2 separate regions of the Homo sapiens genome follow, and region 2 is linked to region 1. A link is a contact called in ENCODE Hi-C or POLR2A ChIA-PET data. All regions are on one chromosome and are shown on one strand. Each heading gives the region's core, a stretch centred on a gene start or an enhancer-like site at or near the end of the contact. The rest is flanking DNA. Distances are from core to core; before and after follow the strand shown.

Evidence for each region. A loop is a pair of places that touch in the nucleus more often than their neighbours do. ChIA-PET counts read pairs that join two places held with the same protein, here RNA polymerase II (POLR2A). Pooled maps may share reads with other maps.
Region 2: a pooled map shows a loop between it and region 1 (5-fold over the local background). The contact joins two enhancer-like sites. A Hi-C loop is called at or near these places in 1 of 168 maps with a recorded cell type or tissue (PC-9) and 5 of 50 pooled maps. POLR2A ChIA-PET finds 5 or more read pairs at or near these places in 17 of 52 experiments (CD4-positive, alpha-beta T cell, CD4-positive, alpha-beta memory T cell, Caco-2 and 11 more).

Annotation. Positions count from the first base shown.
Region 1 is chr1:116,846,379-116,851,909 of GRCh38, forward strand. No RefSeq gene overlaps it. Among named protein-coding and RNA genes, the nearest start is that of PTGFRN, 61 kb to the right of the region's middle. Within about 2 kb of position 1,398, at least 6 of the 41 ENCODE cell types and tissues checked have a DNase peak (open chromatin) inside an H3K27ac peak, as active enhancers do.
Region 2 is chr1:117,075,758-117,081,158 of GRCh38, forward strand. It overlaps TTF2 (transcription termination factor 2), which reads left to right. Exons shown (of 23, transcript NM_003594.4): 5 at 1-102; 6 at 423-537; 7 at 884-1,066; 8 at 2,159-2,286; 9 at 3,811-3,892. Among named protein-coding and RNA genes, the nearest start is that of MIR942, 16 kb to the right of the region's middle. RefSeq lists an enhancer at 1,122-2,321. Within about 2 kb of position 1,639, at least 2 of the 41 ENCODE cell types and tissues checked have a DNase peak (open chromatin) inside an H3K27ac peak, as active enhancers do.

The DNA.
Region 1 (5,531 bases), core at 148-2,647:
GAACTCCTCTACTAGATTATTTACACTAAGTCATTGATAGCCATGAATTTTCACTAAGCAACACTGGAAAACAAATGAGACACTTTTGATTCTCTAGGGGGAAAAAATGGAGTGGTACAGTTAAAATGACCCACATTAAACAATTACAGCTACAAAAACAAAAACCTCTTTGGGGACTGGGTACAGATATCTAAAAAGCCACGTCAAAATGGCAGCATCTGCTGGGTGTGGTAGCTCACGCCTGTAATCTCAGCATTTTGGGAGGCTGAGGCGGGTGGATCACTTGAGGTCAAGAGTTCGAAACCAGCCTGACCAACACGGCAAAACCCTGTCTCTACTAAAAATACAAAAATGATCTGGGCATGGTGGTGCGCACCTGTAATCCCAGCTACTTGGGAGGCTGAGACAGGAGAATTGCTTGAACCCGGGAGGCAGAGGTTGCAGTGAGCCGAGATCGCACCACTGCACTCTAGCCTGGGCGACAGAACAAGATGCTGTCTCAAAAAAAAATGAAAACTGGCAGCACCCAAACAACAACTTCAAAACATCTTGGTCTGAAACACACATTCAATGATGACAATGTAATTCTGCCAGTACACATTGAAATACTAACAGGAGCACCTAAATATACCTATATATTTTGTTTTAAATATATAAATTAAAATATCTCATTTGTGATTACTACTTTCATAGTAATAATTTCAGCCATAAGTAACTTCGGAAGACTCTTTACCTGTCTGTGTCTCCGTTTTCTTCACCATAAGTTAGGAATAATAATGATATCTATCTTGTGGGCTAAAAATTAAATAAGATCATATATGTAAAAGGAGGTTGTGCCTTGCTAAGGGCCTGGCACTGATCTAAATGCAGGTGCTAAATGTTGAGCACTGAAGTCTATAATAGCCGTAGGCACTGGGAGCCTGGAGATCAGTGTGGCTAAGAAAGGAGGGAGAGTTCTGTGGATAGCTCAGGACAAAGGTGTGGCTGCTGAGCCCCAGCAGTACTGGAAAGAGGAGGCCCAAATACTAGTGCTTGCACATGTGAGAAAACGTTAGAATCTTGATGCTGAGTATATGGGTGTTAACTGCAATTTTTTTCAATTTTTCTGAATATTCCAAAATTGTGATAATAAAATGTTGGGAAATAAAGTTATAAAATAAAATCTGGTATCTCCTCCAAACCTCCATGGCCATGGGTAGCCTGGGCAGAATAGATTGACAACAACTGACCAGGCTTATAAACCGATTAAATTGGCACTAGGGAGAGAGAAATGAGGGTTGGGGGTGAGCCCGGAAGAGCCAGAGGAAGCAGCGCTTTCCCGATGTGGTGGACACGGTGCTGGAACCCCAGCTCACAGAGATTCGCTGGTGCGGCCAGGAAAGTTTGCATCATTTGGAACATGTGTGCAGGACTTCTCCCCGCCAGACAAGCCATGCTCATTTCCAGTTCTGCTTCCAGCCTGCCTGGGGGAGCCTAGCATTACAAACAATTACTCTGCTCTCAAAATGGAAAATTTCAGTCCTAGGATTTCTACAGGAACTTCTGGAGCTTGTAGAAAAAAAAAAAAAGCACCTCGCTCCTCGAGAGCAAAATTAAATGGTAAAATTTCTAAATTACTGTAAACGTGGGTCTCACGTGTCTTGAAAATAGCATGTATGTGACTGCTAAGTGTTGTGTGGGTGATTCATCAGACTCTCATTTCTTGTTTTGGTTCTGGATAGCACAGGATGTGGATTAGAAAAGTATGGTGCAGTGCTTATGTCAAACACAGAGTAAGGGGTTGCCCTGCACAGTGGCAATTAACAATTACCAGAGTATGGTTCTCTTAAAATTTAGTCGAATGAGAGTATACATGTATATCTGAACTTTGGGCAAAGGTTTAAATATTTTAAATATTATTGAAGCCAATACACATCTGTTGAGCACCTACTATTTACAATGTGAATATGCATAAATTGCAACAAATAGTACTTTTTCTGTAATGTGTGAATTACGTAATTTCAGAAATGTGTCATTTTCAAACCTTTTGCAAGCACAATCATTTCACCTGTATCTCTCTTCAAGAATCATTCTAGGCTGGGCGCAGTGGCTCATGCCCTGTAATGCCAGCACTTTGGGAGGCCAAGGTGGGCAGATCACCTAAGGTCAGGAGTTTGAGCCCAGCCTGACCAACATGGAGAAACCCCGTCTCTACTAAAAGTACAAAATTAGCCAGGCGTGGTGGCACTTGCCTGTAATCCCAGCTACTCGGGAGGCTGAGGCAGGAGAATCACTTGAACCTGGGAGGCAGAGATTGCGGTGAGCCAAGATTGTGCCATTGCACTCCAGCCTGGGCAACTCCATCTCAAAAAAGAGTGAAACTCTATCTCCAAAAAAAAAAGACTCATTCTAGTCTTCACAGTCATGCAAGAATCAAATCTGGGGCAAAGTTGAGACACTACACTCAATTGGTTAGGAGTCACCGTCATTCTCCAGTTATATTGTCTGAGTGCTATACTTTTTTAAAAAAGATTGTTTTTAAAGTAAAAATGCTAGTGATTTGGAAGGGGATAAACTGAAAAGTCCACCTCCATAAAGCACCCCCAGTCTTGCCCCCTAGAGGTAACTCTGGCAACAGATCTTTGCATATGCTTCAATAAAATTTTTACACATACACAAGCATATGTGACCCAGATGTTGGCCGTCCGTCTCATCTGCTTGACTGACTTTCTTTTGGCCTCAGGCCATGCTTGACACACAAATCTCAGTCCTTGACCAGTATTTACAAGAAATCCAATCACATTAAGTATATCCTGATTTTTAAAGTATTATTAAAGATTGATGGGGTTAGAGAGAATGATCACAGTGTACAGCATCAACATCTCTGTCTCAAACAAAACAAAACTGTGTTCAACATGTCTCTCCACATTCTTACCAGCCCACACCACAAATTGGTCATGCTCCTCTCTGGCCTCTGTACACCATCTATTCTGACACACACAGCCTGTCATTCCTATCATTCCTGTTCCAAGGTCTCTGTTTCTCCAACCCAATCCCAATTATCTCCCAACCTCTCAAGCTGTAAGGATGCAATACATTTTTATTTCATCAGATCCTTTCAGATGGACATTAGGTTGCTCCCCATTTTTTTTTCTGTGTTAAACAATGTTATAATTAATATCTTAGAAGATACATCTTTGTACACTTGTGAGTTTGTTGCTGGGTAAATTCTTAGAAGTGCAATGCCTGGATCAAGAACATATACATTCACAATTGGGACATATTTTGACAAAATGTCCTTTAAAAATGATATGAATGTATATTCCCATAGGGTATGCAAGCATACACAGGGTTTCTCCACACTTGGGTCAACAGTGGATATTACTCCACTTTAGCGTCATCTTGGTTATCTTTACCAAATGAATGGTGAAAATTAGTACCTTATGGTTATTTTAATCTGCACTTCTTTAGTGATGAGTGGGATCAAAAGCCTCTTTTCATCTATGTGTTTGCCATTTGTATTTCCTTCTCTGTGAAATGCCGGTTCATCTACCAGCAAAAACCCTCTTGTTCTTGAAAGAAACATTTCCCTTTGCTTCCAGGACACTTCCATCTTCTGGTTCTCTGGAGCCTCTTTCTCATCCTTTTGTTGGCTCTTTTTTGTTTACCTTCCTCAGGGATGTTGCTATTCTCCAGGGCTCCACCCTCATCCTCATCCTGCCTCCTTTCCACTGTACATGCTCTTCCCATGTCATGCCACCTTCTTGCCCAAAATTAGTTACCATTTATTGACCACTTGTTATGTTCTAGACATTCTACTAGGCATTCTAAATGCTCATTATAACTCTCCAAGGTCAGCATTATGTTTCCCAATTTTTCAAATGAGGAAAGTGAGATCACAGAGTAACTTGTCTAAGGTTGTACCACCAGTAAATGATAGAGCTGGGATTTGATGCCAGGGTCATTTCTCGCCAATGTCTAAGCTCTTTCTATTACATTGCCATGTCCTCATTTACTACCCACAGGGAGACAATTCCAAGTCTGTATTGCCACTCTAAGTCTCTCGATGGTCTCAAAATCACATGTGCTCAATTCCTCAACAGAAATATCTGCCTAGACATCAGCAGGACCCTAAAATGCAGCATGCTCTCCCTGAACCTGCCCTTCCAGCGATCCCTTCATGGATAATAGAGTCTCCCAGCCTCAGCCAATCAATTGCCAAGTCTCATAGAAACCACTCAGATATCTGAGCCCTCTGTCCTTCCCTCTGTTCCCCACTTTGCTCAGAGCCTTGTAATTTCCTGGCCAAATACCACACACTTCCTAAACTGTACATTCCAGTTAATACCCCACTCAACATCCTGAGGTTGTTTCTCCAATAAGCATAATCATCTGTAAATGAAGAGATGCTCTTTATAAGGACTAAGTGAAATAATCTATGTAAAATATGCAGCTTATGCTCATTCCTCAATAAGTGTTAGGGTTCTTACCTTCCTTCTAAAATGTCAGTCTGATAATATAAGTCCCTATGGCCTGCACAATAAAGTCTAGAGCCCAGTGGCTTCCGAGGCCCTGACCCGCCTCTCTGATTCCTGCCTCACACTAGGCTCTAGTCAACCAAATGCCTCACTTTTCTTGTCTCTGTGCCTTAGTTCCCTCTGCTTGGAATTCCTTTCCTCCACTTACTGCACTAATGAGCATCTTTAATTATTATTCTTTCATTATTACTGTACTTTAAGTTCTAGGGTACATGTGCACGATGTGCAGGTGTGTTACATATGTATGCATGTGCCATGTTGGAGTGCTGCACCCATTAACTCGTCATTTACATTAGGTGTATCTCCTAATGGTATCCCTCCCCCCTCCCCCCACCCCACTACAGGCCCCGGTGTGTGGTGTTCCCCACCCTGTGTCCAAGTGTTCTCATTGTTCAGTTCCCACCTATGAGTGAGAACATGCGGTGTTTGGTTTACTGTCCTTGTGATAGTTTGCTCAGAATGATGGTTTCTAGCTTCATCCATGTCCCTACAAAGGACATGAACTCATCCTTTTTTATGGCTGCATAGTATTCCATGGTATATATGTGCCACATTTTCTTAATCCAGTCTATCATTGGTGGACATTTGGGTTGGTTCCAAGTCTTTGCTATTGTGAATAGGAGCACCTTTAATTCTTTAAGATCTGGTTCAGATGGCACTTTCCCCAGAATGCTGGCTCTGAATTCTTCCCATCAGTTTCCCGGGCTCCTTCTCTGAGCCTCTTTACTTTTTCTTACATTATTGCATTGCAATTATTTGTTTACCTGCCTGTCTCTGCGACAAGGCTGAAAACAGGGGCTGTTCCTTATCCGTCATCATATCCTCAGTGTGTGGCACCCAGGAGGTGCTTTAAAATGTGTGTGGAATTAATGTGTTCCATGCGTTAATAAGTGCTTGCCATGCCCCACCTCCTCCAGAATTGCGGTTACAGACAAAAGGGATTAAAGTGCCGCAGCCTTGCAGGTGGTGCACTGCAGGCTCAGAGGGTGCAGTTAGCCTTCTGAACCTCAGTTT
Region 2 (5,401 bases), core at 389-2,888, 230 kb after region 1:
CAAAGAAAGGTGTCTCCTGCCTCAGGTGTTTCCAAGAAGGTAGAACCCTCAGACCCAGTAGCCCGGCGTGTCTACCTTACAACACAACTGAAACAAAAGAAGGTAACTATTGACTCGTGTTTTGTTTCTGAGGTCAGAGCATTGCTTGTTATGGGCAGATATGAGATCTCATTGCTACAGAAGGGTTAAATATGTTCATGTGAAGGTTTTATAGGTGCATGTTCAGTTTCTGCCTTTTCCCCTATTTATATTTTCAAGATTGGTAAGCCAGCTGGGTTAAAATTTAAAAAAGGTTCTGGTTTTTGCACACATATTTAAAAGACCATAATTTCAGAGTTTGGGTGTTTCAGGCTATTTTAATCTGAAACTATTCATCTAACAGTGTGAGAGGAGAGATCCATTTGATGGAATCTGTTTTTCAGAGCACACTGGCATCAGTGAACATCCAGGCTCTTCCAGACAAGGGTCAGAAGTTGATCAAACAAATCCAGGAGCTGGAGGAAGTACTCAGTGGTCTTACCCTTTCCCCAGAGCAAGGTAAAGTGGCTTATGCCTCAGAACTCCGGGTTTGCATCGACTTTACAAGAGACATTCGGGAAGCCCTTTTAATAAAGAATGTGTTGATTCATTCACTTTTCCATTTTATTATCTGCTTCTGAGACTTCTTTCACATTACACCTATGGTTCATAAAAAACTTTCTCCTGTTTCCTGTGGACTCTACTTTCTTCCCCATTGTTTAAGCAACTGTTAAAATGCTACCTTCTCTAGGAATCCTTCATCGGAATGGTGATGATCCCTCTCTCTTGACCTCACCTCCACACATATGGTCCCTTCACTTAGTTTGCTGAACTTTAATCTGCTCTTCCCTTGTTTTCTGAGCAGGAACTAATGAGAAGAGTAACAGTCAAGTACCACAGCAGAGTCACTTCACCAAAACTACCACTGGCCCTCCCCACCTGGTGCCTCCCCAACCCCTTCCTCGTCGTGGTACCCAACCTGTGGGTTCTCTAGAACTAAAGTCTGCCTGCCAGGTGACTGCTGGAGGATCCAGTCAGTGCTATCGAGGTAAGACCCAAGGGCCTGACCCTGCTGTGAATAGCCACCCCTGTGAGTTACGTGCCACCCGGTACAGTAGTCACCTCTTATCCACACTTTCAGTTAACCTTAGTCACCTGTGGTTCAAAAAAAGGTGAGTACAGTACAGTAAGATATTTTGAGAGAGAAAGAGACAGAAACCACATTCACATAACTTTTATTACAGTATATTCTTATAATTCTTCTATTTTATTATTATTGTTAAATGCTTTCTGTCCCTAATGTATTAAAGTTTAAAATAGGTATGTACGTATGGGGAAAAAAAAAAGCCAAAACATAGTATGTGTAGGGTTCAGTACCATCCAGTTTCAAGCATCCACTGGGGGTCTTGCAACATACGCCCTGTGGATAAGGAGGGACTACCGTAGATGTCTTTGTGCCCACATGAGGGGAGAAGCCATTCTTAAGTCAGAAGTTGCCCATATAATAAAGATTGTGCAGCTCAGTAGAGCTTTGCATCGTGTTACTTAGCTTTCTGTGAGGGCACAGACTGTGTCTACCTTGTTCACCACTGTATGCTGATTAGTCAGCTCAGTGGCTGGCACATAGGAGTCATCCAGTCAGCATTTGTGGATGAAAACTCTAGCTCGCATCATTATGAGGTAGGCAGACCTGCAGATATGCTCTTATTCTTTCGTGTGTGTGTAAGTGTGTGTAAGACTGAGGAGAGACATGAGTCAAGACTGATGACTAATAGATCCACAGAGAGCAATAACACCCTATTAGCTAAGTGTTTCCTTCCTGAACTTTCTAGGCAACTTTGAATTCAGAGGTAACTGCAGAATGAAGATTCCAAGTGGAGCCTGAAATGTGTAATAGGATCAGTTGACAGGAGACTGATCAGGAGATAGGAGCTTGGAGATTGGGTTGGCTGGCAGTGACCAGAAAAGCAAAAGCCACTTGTTTCCCAACTGAGAACTGCTAGAGACATGGAAAGTTGAGGAGAGTAGTTAACAAGGAGGGTAAGAAACAGATACAGGGCCATTTGTAGCTAAGTTCACTCTAAAGGGATAAAGAAAACATACTTGTGACATCTTTTAGGTAACACCTATTTGTATGCAGGCCATACAAACCAAGATCACGTTCATGCAGTGTGGAAAATCACAAGTGAAGCCATCGGTCAACTGCATCGCTCACTTGAGTCATGTCCTGGTGAGACGGTTGTGGCAGAAGATCCCGCCGGGCTGAAGGTGAGCCAGGGAAGACTCCTGGTGTAGTCCTCTATGACAGTGCTCCAGCAGCCCCATGAAACTGCTGGCAGAGAGACTTTCTGAGATACCTTTCCTACAGACAGATGCTTAAATGGCTTCCCTTGCAGCATCCTCTCCTTTTATGCTTAACAGTGCAAACAATAACAACAAAACCCCTTTTTTAAAAAGTCATAAAGTTACTTATTTCTGTAGCAGTAAAGGATCCATTTGTTGAGTTGGTAGGTGCCACAAGAATGTGAAGGAATTGTTGCTTGTAATGAACTAGTTGGGGTGAAAATACATATACAATGTAAATAAAACAATTAGCAAAGGCTTTAAGGCAGAAATAAGGGGTGCCTTGTAATATACTATAAAGTACAAAAGGGATTCAGAATAAAGGAAACATCACTCTAGGTCAGTGATTATTTGTTGTCTGCCTACTTTGTGCCTTAAAGGTTGAAAGCCTTTAGATAGCAGAGAGGAAAGGAATAAAACGCTGCAATTAGAGGGAGTGGTGACTAGTGGGAAGATAAAGAGATTGGTATTCAGAAGTGGTGATCAGCTGTCATCAGTACCTGAGCCAGCAGTAGCAGGTGATGTTACTGAGTAGGAGCCTGGCATTGATGAAGGATTAGATCTGAATAACTCAAGAGATAGTATGGAATCGCTGTAGCATTTAAGCAGGGATGACTGATGAAGATTAGTTTTTCTTAACAGAGTACAAGATAAACTGGAGTACAGAAGACTAGAAGGGGGACTCTGGTCAAAGGGCTATTGAAATTTATGACCAGTAGTGCAGACTGGGACATTGGCTGCAGAAAGGAGAGGCAAATTTAAGAGATAATGAGGAAATAATGAAAAGCCAATGTAATGGCTGCTGAAAATAGGGTCAGAGGTCTTGGTTAAAAGCAGAGAGCTGGGCATAGTGGCTCACACCTATAATCCCAGCACTTTCGGAGGCCGAGGCAGGCAGATCACTTGAGGCCAGGAGCTCAAGACTAGCCTGGCCAACATGGTGAAACCCCATCTCTACTAAAAATAAGAAAATTAGCTGGGCATGGTGGCATACGCATGTAATTCCAGCTAGTCGGGAGGCTAAGGCAGGAGAATTGCTTGAACCTGGGAGGCGGAGGCTGCAGTGGGCTGAGATCACGCCACTGCACTCTAGCCTGGGCAACAGAGCGAGGCTGTCTCAAAAAAATAAAAATAAAAAAATAAAAGCTGTAGAGACTGATTTTGACTGATTAAGCAGACAAATCAGGACTCTCACTTGGGGTGTAGGGGGGACTCTTAATAGAAATGCTGAACATTAGATGCAACCCAAAACAAACAGGGGCAGACCAGGACAGTATGGTTACCCTTGAGAGAGGGTGCTGTTAAGGACTTCAAGGTGAAATGAACTGTCTACAGAATACTGAGGGAATCATTTGTAGAAAATAGGAGAGTGTAGAGTTCGTGTAGCCAGGCTCGGCATAGCCTCTCATTAGGAATTTATGCTTAGCATTTGGTTATTACCTTTGTCAGGTCCCTTTGCTACTACACCAGAAGCAGGCATTGGCTTGGTTACTATGGCGAGAAAGTCAGAAGCCACAAGGAGGAATTCTGGGTAAGTGTGGTATTATAAGAGTCAGCCTTTATTGAATGCTTAGGCATTGTGCTAAACACGTAGTGTTGTTTCATTTATTCCTCTCAAGAACTCTATGAGGCAGGTACTATTATTCCTCATTTTACAGATGATGAAAGTGAAGCATGGAAGTGTTAAGCAACTTGCTCAAGAATACACAGTTTAGGATCAAAGATGTTGGTTGCCAGCAGTAGAAGCTGACTCTGGCTGATTAAAGAGAGGAGGAGTTTATTTTTTGGTGGCTCCCACAATCTCTAGGAGATACGGAGTGCCAGGCTCGAGGCCAATTTCAGGAGCCATGGCTAGAGCCAACACACAAACAGCAGTCTATTGCCTCCCTCTTTTTTTTTTTTTTTTTTGAGATGGAGTTTCGCTCTTGTCACCCAGGCTGGAGTGCTGTGGTGCGATCTCGGCTCACTGCAACCTCCGCTTCCCAAGTTCAAGTGATTCTCCTGCCTCACCCTCCCCAGTAGCTGGGATTACAGGCAGATGCCACCACGCCTGGCTAATTTTTTGTATTTTTAGTAGAGATGGGGTTTCGCCATGTTGGACAGGCTGGTCTCTAACTCCTGACCTCAGGTGCTCCACCTGCCTTGGCCTTCCCAAAGTGCTGGGATTACAGGCATGAGCCACTACACCTGGCCTAAAAGTAGTCTATAAAAAGCATCACAGCTACTTTGCTTCACCAAGTGCTAGAGGCAACCAGTGCCACCCCAAAGTCAGTTGTTTCTATAGCCACTGTTTCCTGCAGAAAGGATTTCATAGGGAGTCTCTTTCTAAAGCTGCTTATACCTGAATTAAAGATGTTTATGAGTACATCTGATATATAGAGCCAGGTCATATTGCCAGTGCCTTAGCTGCAACAGAAACCAGAAAGCAAGTTTTCCACTCTGCTTTGGGGACTTGTCAGGCTAAAATTTTCTAAGGTGTTCAATTTTCAGAAACCATGATAGATGTCCACTATGGCTAGTAAGTGACTGTGTCAGTGGTCCTCAAAACCACCCCCAGGTTCGATGATTTGCTAGTAAGACACAGCATATGGTCATACTCACAGCTGTGATTTATTACAGTGAAAGGCTATAGATCAAAATCAACAAAAGGAAAAGTCACAGGGGCAGAATCCAGGGGAAACCAGGTACAAGCTTCCAGTGTCCTCCCAGTGGAGTCACATGGGATATGCTTAATTCTCCCAGCAGGGAGTTGTGACAACAGGCGTCAAAGGTTCCCTAGGAAGCTCATTAGAGATTTAATGCCCAAGGTTTTTATTGGGGGCTGGTTACTTCAGCTGGTTACACAGGTGGCTTCAGCCTGGTATATACCAAGTTTTCCTACTCCTAGAAGGAAAGCAGGTGTTCAACATAAACCATATTGCTTGTACAAAACAATTTAGGCAGAGTGAGCAACTCTTACCTTACATCCGAGTTTCCAGAGGCAACCTTGTAAGCAGGCCTTTCAAAGGATAGCAGGCAGGCCTATGGGCCTGCTATGTTA